2 separate regions of the Homo sapiens genome follow, and region 2 is linked to region 1. A link is a contact called in ENCODE Hi-C or POLR2A ChIA-PET data. All regions are on one chromosome and are shown on one strand. The core of a region is the stretch at or near the end of the contact, and the rest is flanking DNA. Distances in the headings are between cores, read along the strand shown. Region 1 holds the start of SNHG32 (small nucleolar RNA host gene 32). Region 2 has its middle 20 kb from the start of HLA-DOB.

Region 1 (3,919 bases), core at 752-3,251:
CAGTGGTATGATCACGGTTCATGGCAGCCTCGACCTCCTGGGCTCAATTGATCCTTAGCCTCCTGATTAGCTGGGACTACACGTGTATGCCACCACCCATAGCTAATCTTTTTTTTATATACTTGCCAGGCAGTAGAGGGAACAAATACTTTAGCTTTGAGCCATGGCTCTCCACCGTAATGGAACAATAAAACGATTAAGGGATGCTAAAAAAATACAGATGCCAGGCCTCTCTCAGGCCAATTCAGAATCTCAAAGAGGGCAGTGTAGACATTTAAAGCTGCCCAGGTGTTTGTAATTTGCAGCCAATGTGGAGAAAACCACTGAACTGGGCTGGCCACGGTGGCTCACGCCTGTAATCCCAGCACTTTGGGAGGCCGAGGTGGGAGGATCACTGAGGTTCACCAGTTCAAAACCAGCCTGGGCCAACATGGTGAAAACCCCTGTCTCTACTAAAAATATATAAAATTAACTGGGTGTGGTGGCAGATGCCTGTAATCTCAGCTACTCAGGAGGCTGAGGCAAGAGAATCACTTGAACCCGGGAGGCAGAGGTTGTAGTAAGCCGAGATCATGCCACTGCACTCCAATCTGGGTAACAGAGCAAGACCCTATCTCAAAAAAAAAAAAAAAGAAAAAGAAAAAAAAAAAAAGGAAGAGGCCAGGCTCGGTGGCTCACACCTATAATCCTGGCACTTTGTGGAGGCCTAGGCAGGCAAATCACCTGAAGTCAGGAGTTCGAGACCAGCCTGGCTTACATGGTGAAACCCTGACTCTACTAAAAATATAAAAATTAGCCAGGCATGGTTGTGTGCACCTGTAATCCTTGCTACTTCGGAGGCTGAGGCAGGAAAATCGCTTGAACCGAGGAAGCGGAGGTTGCAGTGAGCCGAGATCCCGCCACTGCTCTCCAGCCTGGGCAACAGAGTCAGACTCCGTCTCAAAAAAGAAAAAGATACCAACACACACAACACACATCACCAAACATCATACGCGTTTATAAATGGGGGCGATAGGAAAGGGTCCAGAAAGGATTTGAAATGACTTATGAGTTTCAATAATTTTTTTTTTTTTGAGACAGAGTCTCGCCCTGTCGCCCAGGCTGGAGTGCAGTGGCGCAATCTCGGCTCACTGCAAGCTCGGCGTCCTGGGTTCACGCCATTTTCCTGCCTCAGCCTCCCGAGTAGCTGGGACTACAGGCGCCGCCACCACACTCTGCTAATTTTTTTTTAGTAGAGACGGGGTTTCACCGTGTTAGCCAGGATGGTCTCGATCTCCTGACCTCGTGATCCACCTGCCTCGGCCTCTCAAAGTGCTGGGATTACAGGCGTGAGCCACCGCGCCCGGCCTAATTTTTAAATAAATAGAGACGGGGGTTGGGTGTCACTATTTGCCCAGGCTGGTCCCGAACTCCGGGCCTCAAATGATCCTCTGCCTGGGCCTGTCCAAAGTGTTGAGATTACAGGCGTGACCTATTACGTCCGACCTGCCTTTTGGGTTTTTGGTTTTTGTTTTGTTTTGTTTAATTGAAGGTTAGGGTGCCTGACAGTCTGCGGGATCGAACTGGGAGGCAAATTCAGATTTCGCTGGGGGAACGGAGTGCGAAGTGTCAGGGTAGCTGGACGCTAAACTGGCGCAGCTGCGCGCGCCCGCGCGCGCGCGGGAAGAGTCCCAGGGTCATTAACGGACCATGGGCTGCTGGGAAACGGCTTAGGAGCAGCACCCGGCTGGCGCTGGCCGGCCGGCGCCGGGGACTTTCTTCCGCCTGGCCAGACAGATCCCTGTTTTTTGTTTTTCAAAATTCAGAAAGCATCTCCGAATATTTGCCCAGAGGAGTGTGAAACATACTTTCCTGGTCTTTCTTTCACTTTGTTTTATTTCTGTGTGGACAAACAATGGGGAAAATGCCGCGCGTCTAGCCAGGCAGATAAGAAAACAACTATACCCGTCAGGCCCCCAACCCGGCGCCGCCATAAATGGCCCCGGCCTCGCCATTTTAGTTCTTTTTGCGAAGTGGGCTCGTGGGTTGGCAGTATGAGAGTTGTAATGGCCCGACTGTTGAGTGAGGGGGAGCAGGGGATCCCAACGGCTTGCGCTGCCTTTGCGCAGCAGCCGGCGGGCGGCCACGTCGCGGCCTGGCTGGGGTAGGAGAGGGCGGTCCCCAGTGCAGTTGGGTGAACTACCGTTGCACACTGGAGTTTCTGGTGTCTTTGCTTGGAACTGACCTAGCTCGTGGCAGGGGGAACTCGGCTAGCGGCCCCACAGCCCCTGCTGACTCAAAACAACTGTGAGTGGGGTTGGGCGAGTGATTGCAAAATGGGGGTGGCGGTCGCCCGGGGATAGGAAGGGAGTGATGATGACCCCAGGTAACTCTTGAGTGTGTCGCTGATGCCATCACCGCAGCGCTCTGACCGCCCCCTCGGTCCAGCATTTCTCAGGCTCAACGAGTTCATGGCCAAGATTCCTAATCTTTTGTTCTGTTTCATTTCCCCGTTAGGAGTTGTAAGACGTTCATCGCCGTGTTATCCTTGAGTAAAGGTGAGTATTAGGTGCGAGAGCCTTTTGAATGCCTCTTCGGAAAGCTTTGTTCCCAAGCAAGCTTTCGTTCATGGGCATTATGCGCCTCCCTGCCCTTTTTTTTTTTTTTTTTTTTGAGACAGTCTCGCCTTGTCACCCAGGCTGAAGTGCGGTGGCACGATCTCACTGCAACCTGCGCCTTCTGGGATCAAGCGATTCTCCTGCCTCAGCCTCCCGATTAGCTGGGATTACAGGCGCATGCCACCAAGCCTGGCTAATTTTTTGTATTTTTTAATAGATAAGGGGTTTCACTGTGTTAGCCAGGATGGTCTCGATCTGCTGACCTCGTGATCCGCCCCTCTCGGCCTCCCAAAGTGCTGGGATTACAGGCGTGAGCCACCGCGCCCGGCCTTTTTTTTTTTTTTTTTTTAAGACAGCCTCCCTGTCACCCTGGCTGGAATGCAGTGGCAAGAACACAATTCAGTGCGGCCTTCAACTCCCGGGTTTAACCGATTCTCCCACCTTAGCCAATTTTTTCCTTTTTTTTTTTTTTTTTTTGAGATGGAGTCTTGATCTTGTTGCCCGGGCTGGCAATGGTACGATCTCCCTGCAACCTCTGCCTCCCGGGTTCAATCGATTGTCCTGCCTCAGCCTGCCGATTAGCTGGGACTACAGGCCCGCGCCACCACACTCGGCTAATTTTTCTGTTTTTAGTAGAAGGGGTTTCACCATGTTGGCCAGGATGGTCTCCATCTCCTGACCTCGTGAGCCGCTGTGCCCGGCCACTTTTTCTTTTTTGAGCTATAATCCATGTACCACAGGTGGTGACTTCCATTTGTTTGTTTTTGCTATTTTGTTTTTGAGACAGGGCGCAATGCCAGGATCTCCCTGCAACATCCACCGTCAGGGCTCAAGTGGTCTTTCCACCTCAGCTTCCTGGGACTGCAGGCACGTGCTACCACCACGCCTGGCTAATTTTTAGTTTTTTTACAGAAGCGGGCTTTTGCCATGTTGTCCAGGCTGGTCTCTACTCCTGGGCTCAAGCAGTCCTCCTGCCTCAGTCTCCCAAAGTGCTGGAATTACAGGGGTGAGTTGCTGCGTCTGGTGTTGGTGACTTTCTAGAGATTACTTTTTGGTTTACATCATTTTCCTTGTGACTATTTTTACTTTTTTGGGGGGCGGGGGGACAGTCTTACTCTTTTTAGTTTACATCATTTTCCTTGTGACTATTCTATTTTTACTTTTTTAGGGGGCGGGGGGACATGAGTCTCACTCATGTTGGTCAGGCTGGTCTCAAACTCCTGACCTCAGTTGATCCACGCCCTTCGGCCTCCCAAAGTGCCGGGATTACAGGCGTGAGCCACTTTGCCCGGCCTGTATTTTTACGTTTTAATAAATCCCCG
Region 2 (3,919 bases), core at 721-3,220, 960 kb after region 1:
TCCAACCCTTCTATCTGTATGGCCAAGCCCCATTCATGTTAGTGCTGGAAGCATTCTTCCTGTATCTCATTGGTTTCTCGGGTACTTTTTCTCAATGTCTCCATTTAAAAACGTTTATATAGAGTTCTGGTTTCTGCTTGGGGATGCAGAGAACTGGAAACAATGATGCTTCCTTGCAACATGAAAGAAATCACACAAATTGCAAGGTCGCAATTTTTTTCAACCCATCACAGAGCTGGGATTGAGCTTCCAACTAGCTTGAAATCTAGGAAAGTTGTTGCCTGAGTGCTTGCTTACCTAAGGCAGGTACAGCTGGGCACTGGTAAGAAGAATTTAGCTGGAATCATTTAAAAATTGACTGAGGTCAAATGTGGGCTGGAAAGAGTACAGAGCCCCAGGGGCTCACGAGTATAGGGCGGTTCACACCTTCTTGCAAGCTTCGTATCCGGGAATGCCAGTGGGTGTTCACAAATAAAAAATGGGAGAGTCCTGAGAAGGCATTCCGCATGCTTTTCAAGGAAAAGAATAAATAGAAGTTAAAGGCTTTATACATCGATGTGCATCAAATGAGTTAATTAACAGAATATAAGGGAAGCAAAGACTTTACTATCTCATGTTGAGAGCAGACTACATACTCAAACCCTATTTCGTCTGTTTTTTGTTTGTTTGTTTGTTTGTTTGTTTGTTTTGAGATGGAGTCTTGCTTTGTCGCCCAGGCTGCAGTGCAGTGGTGCGATCTCCTCTCACTGCAACCTCCGCCTCCCCATTAGCAGGGATTACAGTCGCACACCACCACACCCGGCTAATTTTTTTTTTGTATTTTTAGTAGAGAAGGAGTTTCACCATGTTGGCCAGGCTGGTCTCGAACTCCTGACCTCATGTGATCTGCCTGCCTCGGCTTCCCAAAGTGCTGGAATACACGTGTGGGCCACTGCGCCCAGCCTCCTCCGTTAATCTATTATCATTCTTCTCTAATATTCTCAAACTTACTTAATTCATTAACGTGATATATGTTGACATCTCATTAAATATGTCTCTATTTATGACATACTCAACAACATGTGTGTAGTGTTATAAAATTTTAATTTATTTTATAAATATTTAACACTAACTGAGTGCCAGGCATTCTTCTATGCACTTAAATAGCAGACAGGCATGGTGGCCGACACCTGTAACCCCAGCACTTTAGGAGGCCGAGGCAGGAAGATCACTTGAGCCCAGAAGTTCAAGACCCTGTGGTTTCAGAGGCTGAGGTGGGAAGACCACTGGAGCCCAGGAGGTCAAGACTGCAGCGAGCCATTATTGCACCACTGCACTCCAGCCTGTGGGACAGAGGGAGTGAGACCCTGTCTCAGATGAAAGAAAGACAGAGAGAGAGAGAGGCATAGAGATGCATATGCACACAACGATTACATCGTAGGGCTGTTTAAATTACTCATTCTGGCTGGGGGTCTGTGCTCTAAACCACTATTGGTACGCTATTTCTGTGTGGCTGGTCTGGAAAGCTTCACACCACCCCCCTCTCCCTTCCCTGAATTTCCATATTCCCCCCAACCCTCATTATCCCTTTCAGAGTCTCGCAGGTTGAGGTGATGTGAGAGAGGAAGCAGAAGCGAAGGTTACGCGAGGAAAGCCCCTCGTTAAACTTGGGATTTTCACGGGGACTCAGTCCAGAGGAAGTTGAGAAAACCAACTTAAATTACGGTCTCGATCGCCATCTGGCGGTGGAAGTCCACATTACATCCGCGGAGCAATGGCTGGGAACGTTGCATAATAGAGCGGGGCTCAAATTCCAAATTAAGTTTCTGAATTTTTTCCATCTGGAATTTTATTTGATGATTAGTCTAGCATCGTAATGGTGTCCTTCGTGTTGACGTGAAAACCCAGTCTTCCTTCAGTTCATTTCCCGTTTATTAGGGATGCAAAACTCCAGCCACAGGTGACCTACGACTCTGACTCCTTCCCCACCTACTTTACCCTCCCCTCCCCCAGTACATTCTGGGGCTAAACCCTAAGAGGTACCCATGCATCGCTGGGCCGATGATGAAAATGAAGAAGTCTTCTGATGAAGCGAGACCCCGGAAGTGCAGCTTCAGGCAAAATCCTGAGCGAATTCTTTGCTGCCAGGACAGTCCATAGGCTCTTACTCTTAGAAATTACGTAAGCATGAGCAGTCAACGCTGAAAAGCAGAGAATGTGGTTTTCTGGCGGACTCCAGAGGGAGACCAGGAAATCCTCTCACTTACAATCCATCAAGAGTAGTTCCTCCAAATTGAGTACAAAGTCTCTAAAGGCCAGCAGAGACAAGTAAGGACTTGTAGTGAGCTGCAGCTCACCACCCGGATCAGAACATAAAAGACAGGAGACCTCACGGCCTGGAGACCCACTAGAGCAAAATCTGCCATCCCAGGCAGGGAGGAGAATCAGGCGGAGGCCTGACATGGTGAGGCCTTGCTCCAAGTGGAGAAGGTGCATAAACTTAACAACTTTGTTATTGCCCTGAGGATGTGATGTGGCAAAGGGGACAAGGATTGGATAGATTGTCTTACTGATGGAAGTTGGTAACAAACAAGGCAAATCAAAAAAGAAGCCATGAGATCCAGGGAACTGCTGTACAGGGGACATGGCTGCATAATATTAGTATAGTAACTCATTATGCACTTGTGTGGCAGACAGTGGCTGAATTCTGGAGACGGAAAATATTAATAAGACACGGAGTCCTGCTTACCACCCAGGAGACATATTAGCAAACAAAGGGGCACAGCAGAAATGTGTGTAAAATTAGGACATTGAAGTCACAAACAATTAGGAAAATTTTCTAGTGGAAATGACATTCAAGCTGATCGAGGGTATATGGAGAATGGCTTCCAAGTCTAACAAAGCATGAGCGGCTTGGACACTTGGACAGGCTTCGAGGGAAGTGAAAGTCTTTCGGAATTGGTAAAATGGGTGGGTGACAGATGAAGCAGAGGGCTAGGGATGGATGCCTCACACACCAGGCTAAGGACTTGGGTCTTTGATCTGCAGTCAGTAGGACCAGTATGCAGACTGATAGTAAGGGAAGGGTCATGGGCAGCTTCACGTTTTAGAAAGACTACTCTGATGGGAAGAGTGGGTTAGAGGAGCATAAAATTGAAAGCAGAGAAAGCAGCGTGGGTAACTGTTAGAGTAACACAGACCAGACATGATGGGGCTCGAATTAAAGTAGGATCAGGGATCTAGAGAGAGGGTCAGAGACATGTGAGGGAGCAGATGCAACATGATGTGTCGTCATCCATTGTATATGGGAGAGAGGAGAAGGCGAGAGCAGAAGATGCTTGGGAGACCAAGTGGTTAGTAATTCCAGTCATCAAGAAAGGACAGTTTAAGAGAACATTCCATATTAGACATTTTGTATTTGTAGGGCCTGTGGGTCATCCAGATGAAACTTTACTCTGTGTGGTAGATGGAATAATGCCCCCAACTGCCACCCCTGAAAGATCTGAATCTATGAAACCTGTGAATCTGTTACCTTACATGGCAAAAGGGACTTTGCATTAGTGATTAGATTAAGGATCTTGAGATGGGGAGATTATTCTGGATTAGCCAAGTGGTCCTGATATAATTACATGGGTCCTTCTAAGTGAAAGAAAGAGGCAAGAGAATAGAAGGAGATGTGATATTAGAAGCAAAAATCAGAGGAAAGTGATTGCTGGAAGGGGGCTACAAGCCGAGGAATGCAGCTGGTCGCTGCAAGCTGGAAGAGGCAAAAAACAGATTATCCGCTAAAGCCTTCAGAAGGGGAACACAGACAAGCTAACACCTTGATTAGCCCTGTACAAGTGTTAAAAGAAAAACTTTGAACAAATGAAATTTATTTTGATTTATTTGAGCAAAGCACAATTCATGAATTGGGCAGCATCCAGGACCAGAAGAGGTA

The links. Hi-C counts contacts between places; a loop is a spot of excess contacts on that map. ChIA-PET counts read pairs that join two places held with the same protein, here RNA polymerase II (POLR2A). Pooled maps may share reads with other maps.
Region 2: a loop to region 1 is called in a pooled map, with 5 times the contacts of the local background. The contact joins the enhancer-like site here to the promoter of SNHG32 in region 1. A Hi-C loop is called at or near these places in 3 of 50 pooled maps. POLR2A ChIA-PET finds 5 or more read pairs at or near these places in 2 of 52 experiments (OCI-LY7 and T-cell).

Annotation. Positions count from the first base shown.
Region 1 is chr6:31,832,915-31,836,833 of GRCh38, forward strand. It overlaps SNHG32 (small nucleolar RNA host gene 32), which reads left to right and starts at 2,002. Exons shown (of 4, transcript NR_160953.1): 1 at 2,002-2,286; 2 at 2,497-2,537. SNORD48 (small nucleolar RNA, C/D box 48) reads left to right here and starts at 2,349; the gene lies at 2,349-2,412. RefSeq lists an enhancer at 1,139-1,837.
Region 2 is chr6:32,795,466-32,799,384 of GRCh38, forward strand. No RefSeq gene overlaps it. Among named protein-coding and RNA genes, the nearest start is that of HLA-DOB, 20 kb to the right of the region's middle. Within about 2 kb of position 1,971, at least 5 of the 41 ENCODE cell types and tissues checked have a DNase peak (open chromatin) inside an H3K27ac peak, as active enhancers do; they include OCI-LY7, where a contact is called at or near this core.